Linked DNA regions of Homo sapiens: region 2 is linked to region 1. A link is a loop called in an ENCODE intact Hi-C map of the cell type or tissue named here. Cell type or tissue: heart right ventricle. All regions are shown on one strand. Links, peaks and the distances in the headings refer to the core of each region. The heading gives the core; the rest is flanking DNA. Region 1 overlaps PRKD1 (protein kinase D1). Region 2 overlaps PRKD1 (protein kinase D1).

The links. A loop is a pair of places that touch in the nucleus more often than their neighbours do. Peaks named below come from ENCODE experiments on the same cell type or tissue, not always from the same donor. Only the 100,000 strongest peaks of a DNase experiment are listed, where the experiment ranks them.
Region 2: it touches region 1 in a loop (2.2-fold over the local background); 1 of 110 quality-filtered maps calls a loop at or near these places.

What each region holds. Positions count from the first base shown.
Region 1 is chr14:29,738,504-29,746,856 of GRCh38, reverse strand. The region is part of intron 1 of PRKD1 (protein kinase D1); the gene reads left to right. Among named protein-coding and RNA genes, the nearest start is that of PRKD1, 190 kb to the left of the region's middle. In heart right ventricle, for the core only: no CTCF peak of the experiment used is centred there; DNase peaks (open chromatin) are centred at 4,536 and 4,896; H3K4me3 peaks cover 459 bases; H3K27ac peaks cover 2,702 bases.
Region 2 is chr14:29,660,917-29,669,269 of GRCh38, reverse strand. PRKD1 (protein kinase D1) reads left to right here. Exons shown (of 18, transcript NM_002742.3): 3 at 3,062-3,193; 4 at 5,411-5,571. Among named protein-coding and RNA genes, the nearest start is that of PRKD1, 260 kb to the left of the region's middle. RefSeq lists an enhancer at 5,280-5,844. In heart right ventricle, for the core only: no CTCF peak of the experiment used is centred there; no DNase peak of the experiment used is centred there.

The sequences.
Region 1 (8,353 bases), core at 255-8,254:
CATATTCTCCAAATCAATAAAGTGAATCATTTTATAACTGAGAAAGGAAGTTATATTCTAATGTTGGTATCAAAATAGGCTGCTTTTAGTAGGTTCTGAATTAAATGAAAATTCGTTCACTGAATAATGAACAGAATTGGGAAGGGATGATGAAAATATGCTAGCTACTTATTGAGCATTCATTCGATGACTGTTTATTGACTGTCTGCTCTGAGCCTGGGTACTGGGGATACAGTAATGAACCAAAGCACACACACAGTCGCTCCCCAAGTGAGCTCACATGTTAATGAGTAGAGGGATTATGTGTGTGTGTGTGTGTGTGTGTATATATGTACACACACAATGAGATAAATAATAGAAGGATATTTAGACAGAAACCTGAATCAGATGACAGTGTGTACCAGTGGACTTTTATGTGGAAGAATGTTCCAAGCCAAGGTAACAGTAAGAACAAAAGCCATGAAGCCAGGTGCTTGGTGGTTGAAGGTTCTGGAGAAGAGTGACTGAGGGGATAGTGGCAGGTGGTAGTAGATAAATTAGCAAGGTGAACCAAGCCAAGTTGGTGTGGTTATCTATTGATATTAGGAATAAGCGCATTCAGTTTTCCCTGCTTAACTAAAGTTTTCTAGAGGGGTAAGGTCAAGATACTCTGATAAGGCAAGGAAGGAAATTCCCACAGTGGCACCAAAAATGAGAATTAGGCCCTCAGAGACCTGGAGGTTCCACACTGGGGAAGTGTGCTGCTTTAGTGTGAGTAGTCTCCCAAAGTCATCGTAAACATTTCAGTGCTCAAGTGTGTCTGAGCTGTAACCTCTGTAGGAAAGGAAATCCTGATTTCTAAAAATAAATACTGCTTTTATTTTAAGAGTCAAAGGGGAACGGACCGTCCCAGTAAATACAGGTCATTGAAATGTTTTAATTGTGGAATTGGAATAGGAAGAGAGATAATCTGTTCAAACCTATAGATAGTTAGATACCATTTTCTTAAAATGTCTCCAGATACAAGGAGCCTGAACCCTCCATTGATAAATCATTAGTCTGTTTCCAGTGTTGCTTTGGTTGGTAATGTTTTAAAAAATGGGCTGGGTGCAGGTGGCTCACACCTGTAATCCAAGTGCTTTGGGAGGCCGAGGCAGGAGGATCATTGAGGCCAGATGTTTGAGACCAGCCTGGGCAACATAGTGAGACCCCCTGTCTCTACAATAATAATAATAATAATAATTAGTTGGGCATGGCGGCATGTGCCTGTAGTCCTAGCTACTCAGGAGGCTGAGGCAGGAGGATTGCTTGAGCCCAGGAGTTCAAGGTTGCAGTGAGCTATGATTGCACCATTGCACTCCAGCCTGGGTGATGCATCAAGACTCTATCTCAAAAATAATAACAATAATGATTAACTAATTCCCTTAATACTTTGTGAGATAAAACAGCTCACGTTGTGACTTATTCGTTCATTTATTGATTCAACAATGTATACTGAGCATGTACGGTGTACCAGACACTGTTGTAGTCTCTTGGGATACAACAGTGACTAGGATGGAAAAAGTCCCCACTCTAATGGACCCATATTTGAGTTAAGAGACAGAATTCTTTTTTAAAAAGATAGATATATCATAGAAGTGTAGGTGGTGATGACTTATCTGATTAAAAGGAAGCAGGACAACAGATATGAGTAAGAGGAACTGTTATATTCCTTGTGGATGGTCAGGGAAAGCCTCTCTAAGGAGGTGACACGAGCAAAATGAGGAATTAGCCATGTGAATATAGAGGAAAAGCATATTGCAATCCCGGGGTGGTGGAGGAGCCACAAGCACAAAGGCCCTAAGGTGGAATTGCTTATTTGAAAAACAGTAATAAGGCCAGAGTGGAGGAAAAGAGGTAGAAGAAGATGAGGTGGCGATGTAATAGTTTGGATGAGAGCCTATGAGCTCTGGTTGACTTTGGGATGATTCTATGTGTGAAGGGAAGCTGTTGGAGGGCTTTGATCTGACACATGTTTAGAAGAATGACTCCATGCCAGGCACAGTGGCTATGCCTGTAATTCCAGCGCTTTGGGAGGCCAAGGCGGGTGGATCACCTGAGGCTAGGAATTCAAGACCAGCTTGGCAACATGGTAAAACCTCATCTGTACTAAAAATACAAAAAATTAGCTGGGCATGGTGGCGGGCACCTGTAATCCCAACTACTCGGGAGGCTGAAGCAGGATAATCACTTGAACCCGGGAGGTAGAGGCTACAGTGAGCTGAGATCACGCCATTGCACCCCAGCCTGGGCAAAAAGGGTGAAATTCTGTTTTGTTTTGTTTTTTTAATAAAAAGAATGATTCCAATTCCTCTTTGTAGAGTAGATTGCTGGGGGCAAGAGTAGGGGCAGGTGGCTTGTGCAGTTAATTCAGGTTTTGGAGAGGTTGTGGCTTGGACTAGGGAGACAGCAGTAGAGATGGTGACAAACTTTGGATTTGGAGTATATTGTGCTTTTAATGTACAGGCAACAAGATCTGTTGACAGATTAGATATGTGAGAGAGAAAAAGAAAATTCAAAGATAAATCCAGGGTTTCTAACTGAACAACTGGATGGCAGTGACATTTCTTGAGATGCGGAGCAGCAAAGAGGGGCAGTGGGGGCTGATAATTAAGAGTTCTGTTCTGAACATGTTAATATGTGATACCTTGTAGATACATCTCAGCAGAGATGGTGTATCAGTTAGATAGATGAGTCCATGTTTTAAGGGGAGGCTCAATGATAGAGTTAGAAATTTGTGTCACCCGAGTATAAACGATATTTAAAGTCTGGAGACTGGATGAGATCCTTTAAGAGCGTGATGATAAACAGAGAAAATAAACTTTCTGAAGAGTGAGTCCTGAACACTCCAGCACCTATCTAGAGATTGGAAAGAAAAAGAGGGTTCAGTAAAAGTGACTAAAAAGTGATAGCCAGTCAAGTGGGAGGAAAGACAAAAGAATACACTATTCTGGAATCCAGAGAAGAAAGTGTGTTGTTTGAAAGAGGGAGTGATCCACTGGGTCACATGCTGCTGAAATGTCTGTGAGGAACTGAGAATTACCCATAGAAGCTGGCAATGTGAAGGGCATTGATTGGCAGTTTAAAGAGAGAGATTTGAGAGTAGAGGTTGGGCAGACAGCCTGCCTGGAGTCGATTCAAGGGAGCGTGCATGCAGGAAACTCAGATCCTTCTTGTGAGGCGTATTTCTATAAATGGGGTGGAATCTGAAGTGCAATATATCTTGAATGTTTTGTCTGCAATCTGAATTTTGATTGTTGTGTTTGAAGTTTTGTGAGGCAAGATGTTCTGTTTCCTAACATGTTCTTGTCTCCACTAGTGAATTTTATGTTCTATGAATTTAGAGTGAGACATCAAAATTTTTTTTGGTTCTCTGCTTGGTTCTCTGTGTTCAAACTAGCTTTCTCTCTCTTTCTCCATATATATATAAAATACCATGTTTAATTCAAATGTTTCAGTTTTAATTTTTATATATACCCTTTCTCTCCCTTCCAGTGAAAAGGCATGTGAATTAGTGCAGTGACTGAATCTAGATGAAATGACACACTCATGCAGCTAGCCTCTTCTGCGCTCCCAGTTTCTTCTAGAATACAATAAAGATTTTTGAGAACCTCTAGTTACCGGCCTATTCACAAGCTGAGATTTCTCAGGTACCTTGAGTGTAAACTAGATTTCCCTCAAGAAAAGTTTGTTCTGCCCTTTTTTAAAGGCAAAGAAACTCCTCTCAAAATATCTTGCTTAAAACATTTCTCACTCTGACTCCTTTATAGTCTTGTGATTATAAGCAAATTGGATTACAGAAATATAAAGGGAGCAGGATGAAGAATGTCAGGATGTTAGCTTTTTGGGGATTGACTGTGACAATCCCATGAAACTCAAGAATTTTAGGCATATCTCAGACCTTCATGGGGGTGAGGGCTCTTTGTATTGTTTACTACTGTGTTCCCAGTTATCCAATAAAATGAAGATACAAACTTGTACTGAATAACTTATGTGACAAGGTATTTATCTAGCTCTCAGTAGGTAAGCTGCCATTGTTTCTCTAACAAAATTGAAGTTATTTCATATTAGCATAGATATATATTGATCGATTATATGCATGAAAAATGAAAGCGATTATTTTATGCATAGTCACAGTATAACATTTTACCTTGATACTCATTTTTTACGGTATCCTAAAGCAAAGAACATGAACATCTATAGATTTTTTCCTCAATATCTCATTTTTTATTTCAGCCTTTCATGGGGTCAAGTGTAACTTGCTATTTTTTACTGTTCTTTAGATTTAGTCTTTGTAAATTATATCTGCCTTTAAGAGAGACAGCAACAGACCATTAGTCAGATTTGCTGGAAGTATGATACATTTCTCTATGACCTACTAACCTGAATCAAGATCCCAAACATCACAGATACGCATAGAACCTTTGCAGATACCCTTTTAATACAAGCATAGAAAGGTCTTTGTAGGCGAGTCCAAAATCTGCTATTGGCCGTCAGTTCAGCTGAGGACATCTGGCCACTTGGGAGTGAACGGAAAGACCAAAATAATAAACGTCACTAATGTTGGGGTGGCAGGTGGTTTTATTGTCTTTGGCTCTCCTTTCCTCTCCTGCATGCTACAGCATTTTTTTCCAGAAGCCGTACAGCATTTTACAAGGGGAGAAGAAATTCTTTCCTATCTCAAGGAACATCAAAGTAAATGAGAGAAATTGTTTTGATTTTGATCCTTTAAATCAGATGCACTGTCCACTTATCAGTACAAAGAAGAAAGAAATACACCACTTCCTTGGGGATTTGGCTTTGGGAAATGAGATTTTTGTCCTTGGAACCAAAGGATCATTTGTAGCACAGTCAGAACAATGGAATTCCACTGAATCCATGCCAGCATCCAAATCCATGGCCCTTGCTTGATTCTAGCACAATACATGGAATTAATGTAAAAATGTCATAATATTAATCAAAGAAAGGGAGTTTTTTTAAAAAAAATCAGTTTGTCACTGAATATAGGTTAATTTTGAGGAAAAACAAGATATATAGATATAATGAATATAAGTGTCAGTAAAATTAACAAAATGGAAGTTAAGAAAACCTTAGTTTTTAGCCTTTTTAGTTTTTAGGACTTAGGTAGAGCCAATTAGAAATCATGTGGAGCTGTATTGAAGTTATAGAAGGCAAGCAGAAATTGCAGACCACTGAGTGTGCATGATGTATGTGTCTGTGTCGTTCCTTATCTGACGTTTTTTAACTAGAACAGAGTGGCCTAGAAGAACTTCTCAAGGTCATGGCTACTTATAATAACAACAACGAACATATATAAAGCATTTGCTATGAGTCTGGGCCAATAGTAATTACTTTACATATGTTGGTTCATCTAATCTCTGCAGTGGTTCTGGGAGGTAGTCAATGAAGTAATAAACATACAAACAGGTATAAGTATATATGCAAGTATATACACATGACATATGTCATATATGTATACCTAAACGTGTAAAATATAGAAATATGATTGAGAGGCAAGTTTATAAACATTAATTATGATAATATTCACGGTGAACTTTATTTATTTTTTAATTTTTATTTTAGGTTCCAGGGTACATGTGCAGATTTGTTATATAGGTAAACTTGTGTTATGAAAGTTTGTTGTATAAACAATTTTATCACCCAGGTACTAAGCCTAGTACCTAATCGTTATTTTTTTTCTGCTCCTCTACCTCCTCCTACCCTCCACCCTCAATTAGGCCCCAATAATGTCTGTTGTTCCTTTCTTTGTATCCCTAAGTTCTCATCATTTAGCTCCCGCTTATAAGTGAGAAGATGTGGTATTTGGTTTTCTGTTCCTGTGTTAGTTTGCTAAGGATAATGTCCTGCAGCTCCATCCATGGTCCTGCAAAAGACATGCCCTCATTCTTTTTAATGACTGCATCATATTCTGTGGTGTATATGTACCACATTTTTAAAAATCCAGTCTGTCATAGATGGGCATTTAGGTTGATTCCATGTTTTTGCTATTGTGAATAGTGCTGCAATGAACATTCATATGCATGTGTCTTTATGTGGTTGAATGTTTTATAGTCCTCTAGGCATATACCCAGTAATGGGATTGCTGGGTCAAATAGTAGAATTGAAGATAGCCAGGAACAGCTGCTACAAAGCTCATTAAATCATTTACTTTGGTTTTATTCAAAATCCAAAAGCCTGGGTCCAGGGCTTTCTGGTAAAGAAAAGTGCTCAGGGATTTCAGTTCTGAATCACTGTTTGCTGGACATTTGGCCATTCTTTCTGTCTTTCCTTTCTAAGAGAAGCAGAACTGAGAGGAAAGATCAAGCAGTAAAATTCAAGAGACTAGCTCTTAGCTATTATTCTGGCACTACCTACCACTGTCACCTTGAAAATATTCCTTAATATGTTCTGGACATCAACTTACTCATCTCTAAAATGAGTTTTTCTTCTCTAAAGTTAATGATTCTTAACTTTTGGTTAAACTTTTTTAGTTGCTGTCATAGCCTTCATTTTGTTCAGTACCTGTGTCTATTATTTTTAATTTGTTAAAGTAATAAACATTTAGCCTTTATGAAATATAAAAATCTTCATTGTGCTATAGTGACAGTTTTATTCAGAGTGAGACAAATAGTGTGAAGTGTGAAGTACATTTTTTTCATTTCCAAGCTGCACATCCACACGCCTAATTACTGTTGTGTGAATAATTTCAAAGTGTCTACTAAGACTTCTAATAGCTATCACTAACTAGTAATCTGTCAAGGTATAATGCAAGATAATATGTTTTTACACAACAATAGTGAGGCTCTCATTGATTATTACCTCCTGTAATTGCTTGATATGAACATTTATTTTAAAACTTAAAAATTATATACAACAAAATAATGATTTAAACTACCTCCAGGAAGTCTATACACAGAAATTGCTGCATTAGAGTTAATGATTTATTAAGTCATATCTTATTGCTTTTATCTTAATAGATGACATGTTATTCAAATTAAAATAAAAGAAGGTTTTTGCCAACCATTAAGTATCTCACTGAGTCACATCTGCCTTAAAGAGAAACCTGTAGCTTATTAGACTTCTTTAGCAATACTTGATACACAACATCAATATATTTATATGCCCAAGGAAGGAGGATTTATAGTCTAGCTTTATTCCCCAAAGGTTAAGCGAGTTCCAGTTATATGTGTATTTCTATATCTTGTAGGACAACAAACTTTAGAATCTCATAGCCAAAATCTGCCATTTCACATTCAAAACTTTAATTTCAAAAGATTCCAGGCAGACTTTTCTTTAATTAGATATATTCTTTTTTGTCTTAGATATCTTTTCCCATTTATTTTATTTTATTTTTGCTGTAATTCAAATAGATGGGATAAAGTTAAGGTACAAATTTAAAATTATGAAGGAAAACCGTTTTTTAAACAATCAGATTTTGAACTCAATAGAAAGGAGAGTGGCTAAAAAAAAAGAGAGGTCTAAGCAGAAGATAGCTTATGGGTCAGATTCTAGCCCTGCCTTTAGAAAAACAGAGTGGAGTAAATTAAAGTCTTGTCTTGAATGAGAAAAGGAAGTTATTTTGTCAATACAGTGTAGAGAAGAAGACTAACCGGAGTGACTTTTGTGTTTCTAAATTTGGACCTTGAAGATTTCTGAAGTTGGTAGACACCTGGTGTTAGGCATTCCTTTACAAAAGAAGCATTGGGGCCACACAGTGGCTCATGCCTGTACTCCCAGCACTTTGGGAGGCCAAAGCTGGAGGATCACTTGAAGCAAGGAGTTTAAGATCAGCCTGGCCAACATGGTGAAACCCTGTCTCTACTAAAAATACAAAAAGTAGTCAGGCATGGTGGCACACACCTATAATACCAGCTACACCAGAGGCTGAGGCAGAAGAATCACTCACTTCAACCTGGGAAGTGGAAGTTGCACTGAGCCAAGATTGCGGCATCACTGCACTCCAGCTTGGGCAACAGAGTGAGACTCTGTCTCCAAAAAAAAAAAAAGAAAAAAGAAAGAGAGAGAGACAGAGAGAAAGAAAGAGAGAGAGAAAGAAAGAAGGAAGGAAGGAAGGAAGGAAAGAAAGAAAGAAGCATTGGGCTTGTGGAGCAGAAGGTTACGTGATTGCAGGTGCTAGTGTGAAACAAAGAACTACAGAAGGAGCATTACAAGGTGTGTGATTTTTCTGAGTTATCTGCATTTGAACAGCATGCCCGTGGCTCAGAAAATAACAAAGTAAGATGGGTTAAAAAATAAAAAAAGGTAAAAGATTTTAAGTAATACTTTATGAAAATAGGTATTACAGATTTATCTTCACAAATCAGATTTTCTGGAC
Region 2 (8,353 bases), core at 289-8,288, 78 kb after region 1:
ATTTGTTTGGAAAGGAGGATTTCTAAACATGGAGCTCATGCAAAAAGCATACTAAAAGAATTTTTGATCTTGAGAACTGGATTAATTTTTTTCTATACTTTATTTCATGGCTTCTTATTTTCCCAGCATTGTTATAAGATAATAATGCATGTTACAAGGGGTTGTGTGTTATATGTATTTAATTGTACTCTTTAAAAAATATTTTTCAGTGATACATAAAATAAAGGTGCAGCTTATAATCCATAGTGTTTAAATAGTCAAAAAAATACAAGTTGAGTAATGGTGGCTGAGAGAGTTTATATGGTTCTGGTGTCAGGACTGCCTCAGTTCAGATTCTGTATTACCTAGTGTAGCTCCTTAATTTCTGAGTATCAGTTTTCTCATCTGTAAAATGGGGTTTGGCATAATAACTACCTTATAGATTGCTTAAGCATTTCCTCTCATTATATCAGTCTCAACTTGTCATAGCCAGCAAGAGTTTATGCTTCTCCCATTGCCAAAATTACCAGTTTTTTAAAAAAGTACTGAAAATCTTGGAAGATCTGTCGTTATTTTATTTTATTATGCAAATAATTTTGACCTCCAGAGATTATTTTGCTTCAGAAGCCTTATTTCTTCTGTACTGCTAACCAAACAGTTTACTCCATTTGTGCAACAATTTATAATGAACCATAAAAGAACTGATTATCTTAGGGTTTTTGGCTCAATTACCTGTTTCAAATGCTCAATGACTAAGAAAAGCATGTCATTTTCTCTTCTCTTGCACACTGGAGTATAACAATAGGCTGTGAATAGAGCAAATAAAAGAGACACAAATACCAGTATAAGGGGCCTATTGTGTTTAGTTTGTTGCCCTGTCATATGGTTTTAATTTAGGTTGGCTGATTGATTATGACAGACTAACAGATAGCCCATTGTTCCTCTCTTGGAATCTCTAGACACTTTAATATTCCTATTCTTATCTGTCCATTTTGATTCCTAAACTTAAATGAAATGGAATTACAGCATTCACTTTGTTTTCCTGTGCTAAGTGATTATCTCTGAAGTGCAATTTTGTGATTAGGCGAGGTGGCATGCATACACTCAACTAATGCTGATTTCCCCCAGGGTGCAGAACAGGTAAATTCATAATGAATGGATGTTGTGCTTTGATTTCAAATGGATGTAAAAACCTCACCACACTTCATAGTTTTATTTTAAAAATGTATTTAATTATTCTAAAATTAACAGGAGAATATTAAAATTGAACTTTAGAAATATGGCATTTAAACATAAGTCAAGGGTGCTAACTGCTTATGAATGTTAATCCTCTTCAAAAAATGAAAGAAAAAAAAAAAACAAATTTACCTAGCATAAATTGGAGGAGTGTCACTGAAAATCTTTAGTTTAATTATTTATATTCCTTCTGATTAATTCCAAAAATGTCTGAATCCAGCTTGGTATTTGTATTGTCAAATTCTAATGTGGCTTATTTTGAATACTAAAGTAATTATTCAACTAATCGTTGTGATAGTATTGTCATAGTTGTTTGGTCTGGAGGGGTGATTTTGGGGCTGAGGGGAGAAGCTAGAAGTTAAGAATTGACATAAAGTTTTCTCTTTAATTATTTTCTTTGATATTTTAAAAATAAATTTTCTACATGAGTATGAGAGACCAATTTTAAAAAGAATTTATTCTTCTCCCAATTGGACACATTTTGACCAAACCACCAAAGTAGGTGATTGGCACCCAAACCACACTTTTTTTCTGATCTACTTGGATTAAGCATTGACAATTATATTGTGGATCTTGAAGTGGGAAATGTGATATGCAATTTCTTAAACTTATTTGAATTGAGGAGGAAAGGAAAGGAAGGCAGAAGACAAGGAATATATTGAAGGCCTCAGTTTTCCCCAAAATTCTCGTAAAATAAAATCTTACAAAGTTAAGTTCATATGGTTCTGTTCTTACATTAATGGAAGTTTAAATTTTAAGGGACTGGAGAAGTCATCATCAGACAGACTGTCTCTTTTTAGGTATGAGAAACTGAGACTCGTGCTTATTGAGATGTCACTCCGGTAAAGGTCAGGCTTCCCCCAGGTCTTCTGCCTGCCAGGTGCTGTACTGTGCTATATTGTGCAGCCGCAACCTCAGGCTTACTGTGTGCACATAGGTCTGGAAAGATCCACCACTTTCCATTAGGACACTAAGAAAAAAGCTCATCTTTCCGCTGTCGATACCTTTCTATTTCTTGATTTCAGCAACAACAAAACAGCACAAACCACTTTTATAATACAATAAAAATATCATATGGAAAGATGTAATAAAAATGGATTTTAATATCCTGTATGAGTACCATACAGAATAAGCAACAGTAAGCAACACCAAAAAGTTCCCTACAACATGAATATGGTTGATTAAGGTGTATTTCTCAGAATGGACTGCAGTTCACCAGCGTATGTATTAAATCCCTCTCTTTGGCATGTTGGTGAAGTGGCTGCTTGGTTGTTGCTCAGTCATGATTTAAATGCTTAGTTATTATACATTGCCCAAGAGTTCAGACAGCTCTATCCCTATATAAGGAAGCCACTCATATTTTATATCTATCTTTCAACTGGACCCTGTAATGTACTTCTTCATTGTCAAACTCAAGGATACTATTTTTCGGATCTATCTGAATTCATCAACTTTCTTCTTTTCATTAATATTTTTGAATACCTTTCTCACTCATTTAAGTAAGAGAAAAAGTAAAATATTTTTTAAGTATCATCAGGTGTTTGTAAATCAGGTGTACTTATACTTTCATTCATGCTTTCTGCTATTTTTTTGGCTGTTTTTAAAGTGGTCTGAAACTTGGTCAAGCAGGAAGAGGAGAAGAGAGATGGTTGCTGTGCCACCAACTGTAAAACTATGGCTGGGAATAATGTCTAATGGCTGAAAGTGCAAGCTGTGTTGCATCTTATCTTCCCTAACTTTGCCTAGGGAGTTATATCCGTACTGGCATATTTATTATCTTGCATACTTTTTATTTACAGATCAGAGTGCCTATTCAACTTACTTTTCAACATCACTATTTTTACAGCTTCCGCCACCTTTGAAGACTTTCAGATTCGTCCCCACGCTCTCTTTGTTCATTCATACAGAGCTCCAGCTTTCTGTGATCACTGTGGAGAAATGCTGTGGGGGCTGGTACGTCAAGGTCTTAAATGTGAAGGTAAGTTATTTTCTTCCCATGCAAGTTAAATGTGTGCTGTTCTCCTGTGTTTATCGCAGCAGAATTCACAATTGCAAAGATACGTAAAAGCTAAGTGCCCATCAACCAATGAGTGGATAAAGAAAATGTGGTACATATATACATATATATACGCACATATATATGTGTGTATATATACATTTTCTTCATCCACTCGTTTGGTTGAGAAAATATAGGTTTTTTTGTGTGTATACATACATAGATCTATCTATATATACACCTATTACATAAGTCTATGTATATATACACCTATGTACATAGATCTATGTATGTATACACATATATACATATACACACATATATACAAACATGTATATACATTGGTGTGTGTGCGTGTATACACTCCACATTCTCTTTATCCACTCATTGGTTGATGGGCACTTAGGTTGATTCCATACCTTTGCAATTGTGAATACAATTCACAATATGCATTATATATATACACCATGAAATACTACTCAGCCATGAAAAAGAACAAAATAATGTCTTTTGCAGCAACTTGGATAGAACTGGAGGCCATTATCCTAACTGAAGTAACTCAGGAACAAAAGCCAAATACCACATGTTCTCATTTATAAGTGGAAGCTAATCTGTGGGTACACAGGGGCACACACAGTGGTGTAATAGACATTGGAAAATCAGAAGCAGGAGGTTCAGAGGTGGCTGAGGGATGAAAAACTACCTATTGTGTACAATGAACATAAACCATTTGGGTGACAGCTACACTAAAAGCCCAGACTTTACCACTATATAATTCATTCATGTACTGAAAACCACATGTACACCTAAAGCTAATGAAATAGTAAAAAATAAAAAATAATGCATGATGGAGCTATCTGCTTATGTTGTGCCCTCTACAATAGTGTAGCAGTATCTCCCCGAAGTATCTTCCAGGCATTTAGGGGGTACATGGATTCTCTTCTGTTCATTTCTTTAAGTTTCCTGTCTTGAACAAAGTTGGTCTGACCTGGGAACCCTTATTCTCACATCTTTTCTCCCTTATCATGTGGACATGTTTCACCCCTATATGGTGCTCAATATTTTATCAGCCGACTAAAAATAAAATTTGCCTAGTAAATAAGTCAGAAATTGGAATAGTAGACATTGAATACACATTTGTTGAAATGAGCAGAGATTCAGGAAATTAAACCGTCTAAGTTCACTCAGCTGTTGAGTCGCGAGCTGGAACATGTATCTGCATTTCTGCACCAACAACATAATTTTATCATAATGTGGAAAGAACACTTTGAACTGCACAATTCAAGGTGCTAGGACACCATGATATAATCTTTAAAACTGGCGCAATTGTACTCTATTCTCTTTGGATTGGGAGGGCAGGGTTAGAGTTCTTTGAACTTTGACAAATATAACTGAGCATTTATTATGCAACCTACAAATAAACTATCCACAATTTTTGAATTTCTGTCTGTGAAGAGGGAAGCTAGCAGACAATAATCTGGAAGAAACTCTGCCTAAAATCTGGTTTTATGAAAATTTGTCTGTCCGGACTGCTGTGTGACACATGGAGAGATTCTAAGTAATGGCCTCCAGCTACGTGGGGAATATGAATATTAAAAATATTGAAAAGAAACTGACACTTGCCTAGGTGGGAAATCTGTTTCCAATTATTGATCACCTACCATGTGGAAACCAGCATGTGAGGTACTTTATATATCTTCTTAGTAATTCTACAAGGTAGTTATTACCTCCATTTTAGAGACGAGAAAACTGAGGTGAAACTTTGTTCCAGGCCATGTAGACAAGCAAGTTATGAGGCCCAGATTCAAATTAGTGTTGTCTAAAACTTGTGATGTGCTGTGATTAATATTCCTTTATGTGTCCACTCACATTTGAACTTACGGCAGCTAAAAGTGGCTCAGATTATCTAATTTGAGTTAATTTCTATATCCCTTCAAGCCTAAGACTGTTATATCACAGAACATTTTTAAAAATGATACCTAGCATAGTTCCTGAGCTTGTGCAATAAGATCAGAATTCAAAACCCATTAACAAATTGGAAAAAAAATTCAGAGAATGTTCAAAAGAAAATGTGAATTTCCAAATACTCTCAAGGAAAATGGAAGCTGTACTATTTTTTAAATTTCTACTTTACACTAATATTGGAATCACTTTTTAATTTATGGTTCAATAAAAATAATTTTTATTTTCCCTTTCCAGGGTGTGGTCTGAATTACCATAAGAGATGTGCATTTAAAATACCCAACAATTGCAGCGGTGTGAGGCGGAGAAGGCTCTCAAACGTTTCCCTCACTGGGGTCAGCACCATCCGCACATCATCTGCTGAACTCTCTACAAGTGCCCCTGATGAGCCCCTTCTGGTATGGCTTCCTGTTTACCCACTTCCCCATTTACATGAGAAATCTGTGGGGTGATGTGATAGCAATGTCAATCCAAGACAGGGCGCTAGGAGGGAGAATGCAGCCAGGGTGTTAATGACAGTGTTTCTTCAGGGCTTGTGCTGTAGATTGGTCAGTGTCTCATCAAATATCCAACAGTTTTGAGTTTGCTTTTATCTCTGAGCTTAGTGAAATGATAAAATATGTGAGGTTTTATCGTGGTCACAGGGCCAGAGCAGCACGAACTAATGTGTTAATGTTGCAAAACATCGCTTGTCAAAATTTGGAAACCAGAGAGATACAAAATGTTCTCTGAAGATTATTAGAGGAATTTGTGGCATGGCTGAATATTTATTTTGGGAGGAAACTTGAAATTTGCTCTTGTGAAACCATGAAAGTCTTTATTGCTTGGCATACTGGCATACATGCCAGCTTATTGTCAAAAACTGATTGATAAGTCCTGTGAGAAAAATAGGACTTAACACTTTAAATATTTCCATTAGCTCTAGAATATATATATATATATATATATGGAAGAATATTAACTATATCCATAAGATATATATTTTTATATATTATATATATTATATAGTATATATTTTATATATATTATATATAAAATATGCAAATAAATATATATATATCTTATGGATATGGTTAATATTCTTCCTTAAGAAAGTTAAATTTGGATTTTCCAAACATTCGAAACAAAATAAAAATTGTGGTAATTATGTGAATTATTTAAAATAAAAACACATTCTGAAATACGCTAATAGTTTGAGGATTTAAATTTCCCATATTTACCCCCTCTATCTCCCGATGGATATTACAATGATGCTTTATAATCCTGTTACTGTAAAAATCAATTAGAGAGAAAAAAATTTTGAAAATACTTAAACATTTAGGTTGAATAGATCCCTCTTGGAGTGGAGAGTGGTAACAAATTCTGAAGACATCTATAAGAAGTTGTATAAATTACTTGTTTGGAAAATATTTTATTGTGATCACGATCTTTATATCACCAAAATTTTTTTACAGTGTAAACCAGGAGTATAAATGAAATGAATTATTTTAATAATTAGGAAAATCCCATACTCTTTTATAAGGCTCTCTTTTAGGGGTTTCTTGTGTTTTCAGTACATCACTAAGTGAACCTAGTTGGAGAAGGCAGGTACTAAATTTCACCAATAACTAGAAGAACATATTATAACTTCATACCTATTCAGAATATGTATGCATGATCATATATTATTCCATGAAGTTCTATTAATTGAAATTATGATATTCTTACTGATAAGTGCTTAAGTCAAAGTCTGTGTTTTAAAATAATCCTATGTCATCTTCTCAGCTCAGAAGTTCTTTGAGTTTGAATTTTTGCAATTAGTGATTTTACAAGTTACAGCAATTACTCTTGCTTTTAAGCATAGCTGCTGAGAGTCATGATGTTTATAAGATAGACATTTAAAAATAAGTTTAAGAAACAACATTGTAAATTATGCATATATGTATATAAATGTATGGTTTCTATATAAATCTAATTTAGCTTATGTAAGTATAATTTAACACGGATTTTTGTGTTTTTAAACCAACTTAAAGCAATAAAAGCTTAAAAGCAATAAAAGCAATAAAACCAAATTAAAGCAATAAAATAATGCTTTATGTAACCAAATTAAATAACCACTAAATTATTTGAATTATTTGATACGTTACATAAAATGTTGAAATTAAATGGTGAATTAAAATTTTTTTGTAAAATGCTTAAAATCTATTTTATAAGTACACATTTTTAAAATTAGACTTTGTCAAGAATGCTTGTAAAATTATGATCAAATCAGATATTTATTAAGTGAGAAAATATTGGAGCCACAAGATACTTTTTAAAGCTACTGGGATGGGAGTCATAAGCTTTCGTAACCTTGTGTAAAATGCCTTCAGGTAAACTTTAAATGAGAAATGCATTTGGAAGTAATGTTTGTGACACTATTTGACACACTGGTTCTCAGAATCATGTTTTAAACACAGCAAAGCCCTTTGTGTCCTTATGGGGTGCCTACTTGTCTTTGTTTTTACCCAATCCCTGAGAAAGTAGGAAACATTGGCCCACCTTGAGGAGGACACATATTTCCCTGTTGCCTTTGTTCCCTTTCATGTCTTCGCTTCTTCATACGGGAACAAAAGCACCCTGCTCGACCAAGGCACACGGGGAGTACCATGCCTATATCCCTTTTCAACCCAGTAACACCAATAACTATAGTTTAAAAGTTATAGTGGGTGCCTAATAAGAGGTGATATTATAGCAATAATAGTAAAACCTTTGGGTTCTATATACATTAAAGAATAATTTCCATTTCCAAAAAGAATGATGGCCTGACCCTTGTAAAGACAGCATTGCTCATTAAGGCCACTAGACCATTTATTTTGCAAGTCTGCCATGGTAAGTATATTTTCTCTCAAATATGAGAAAGTTATATTTTCCATAAATGATTGCCTATTTTGACTATAAAGTTTCTTTTTCAGATACAGATTACGACATTGGTAATTCTGTTTGTTTATCCATTTGGGCACAGAAATTCAATCTCAGATTTCTCTAATGTTAAGATAGAAAAAATATTATAATAGCATAGATCACATGACAAACTTCAACTGTCATCAACTTTGGCAGTAAACTATCCATTATGCTATCCATAAAACAGTCCATCTTTAAAAAATTCCAAGATGTGGTCAATTTATAACAGTTCTGTGGGCATGGATTTTTTTTTTTGTA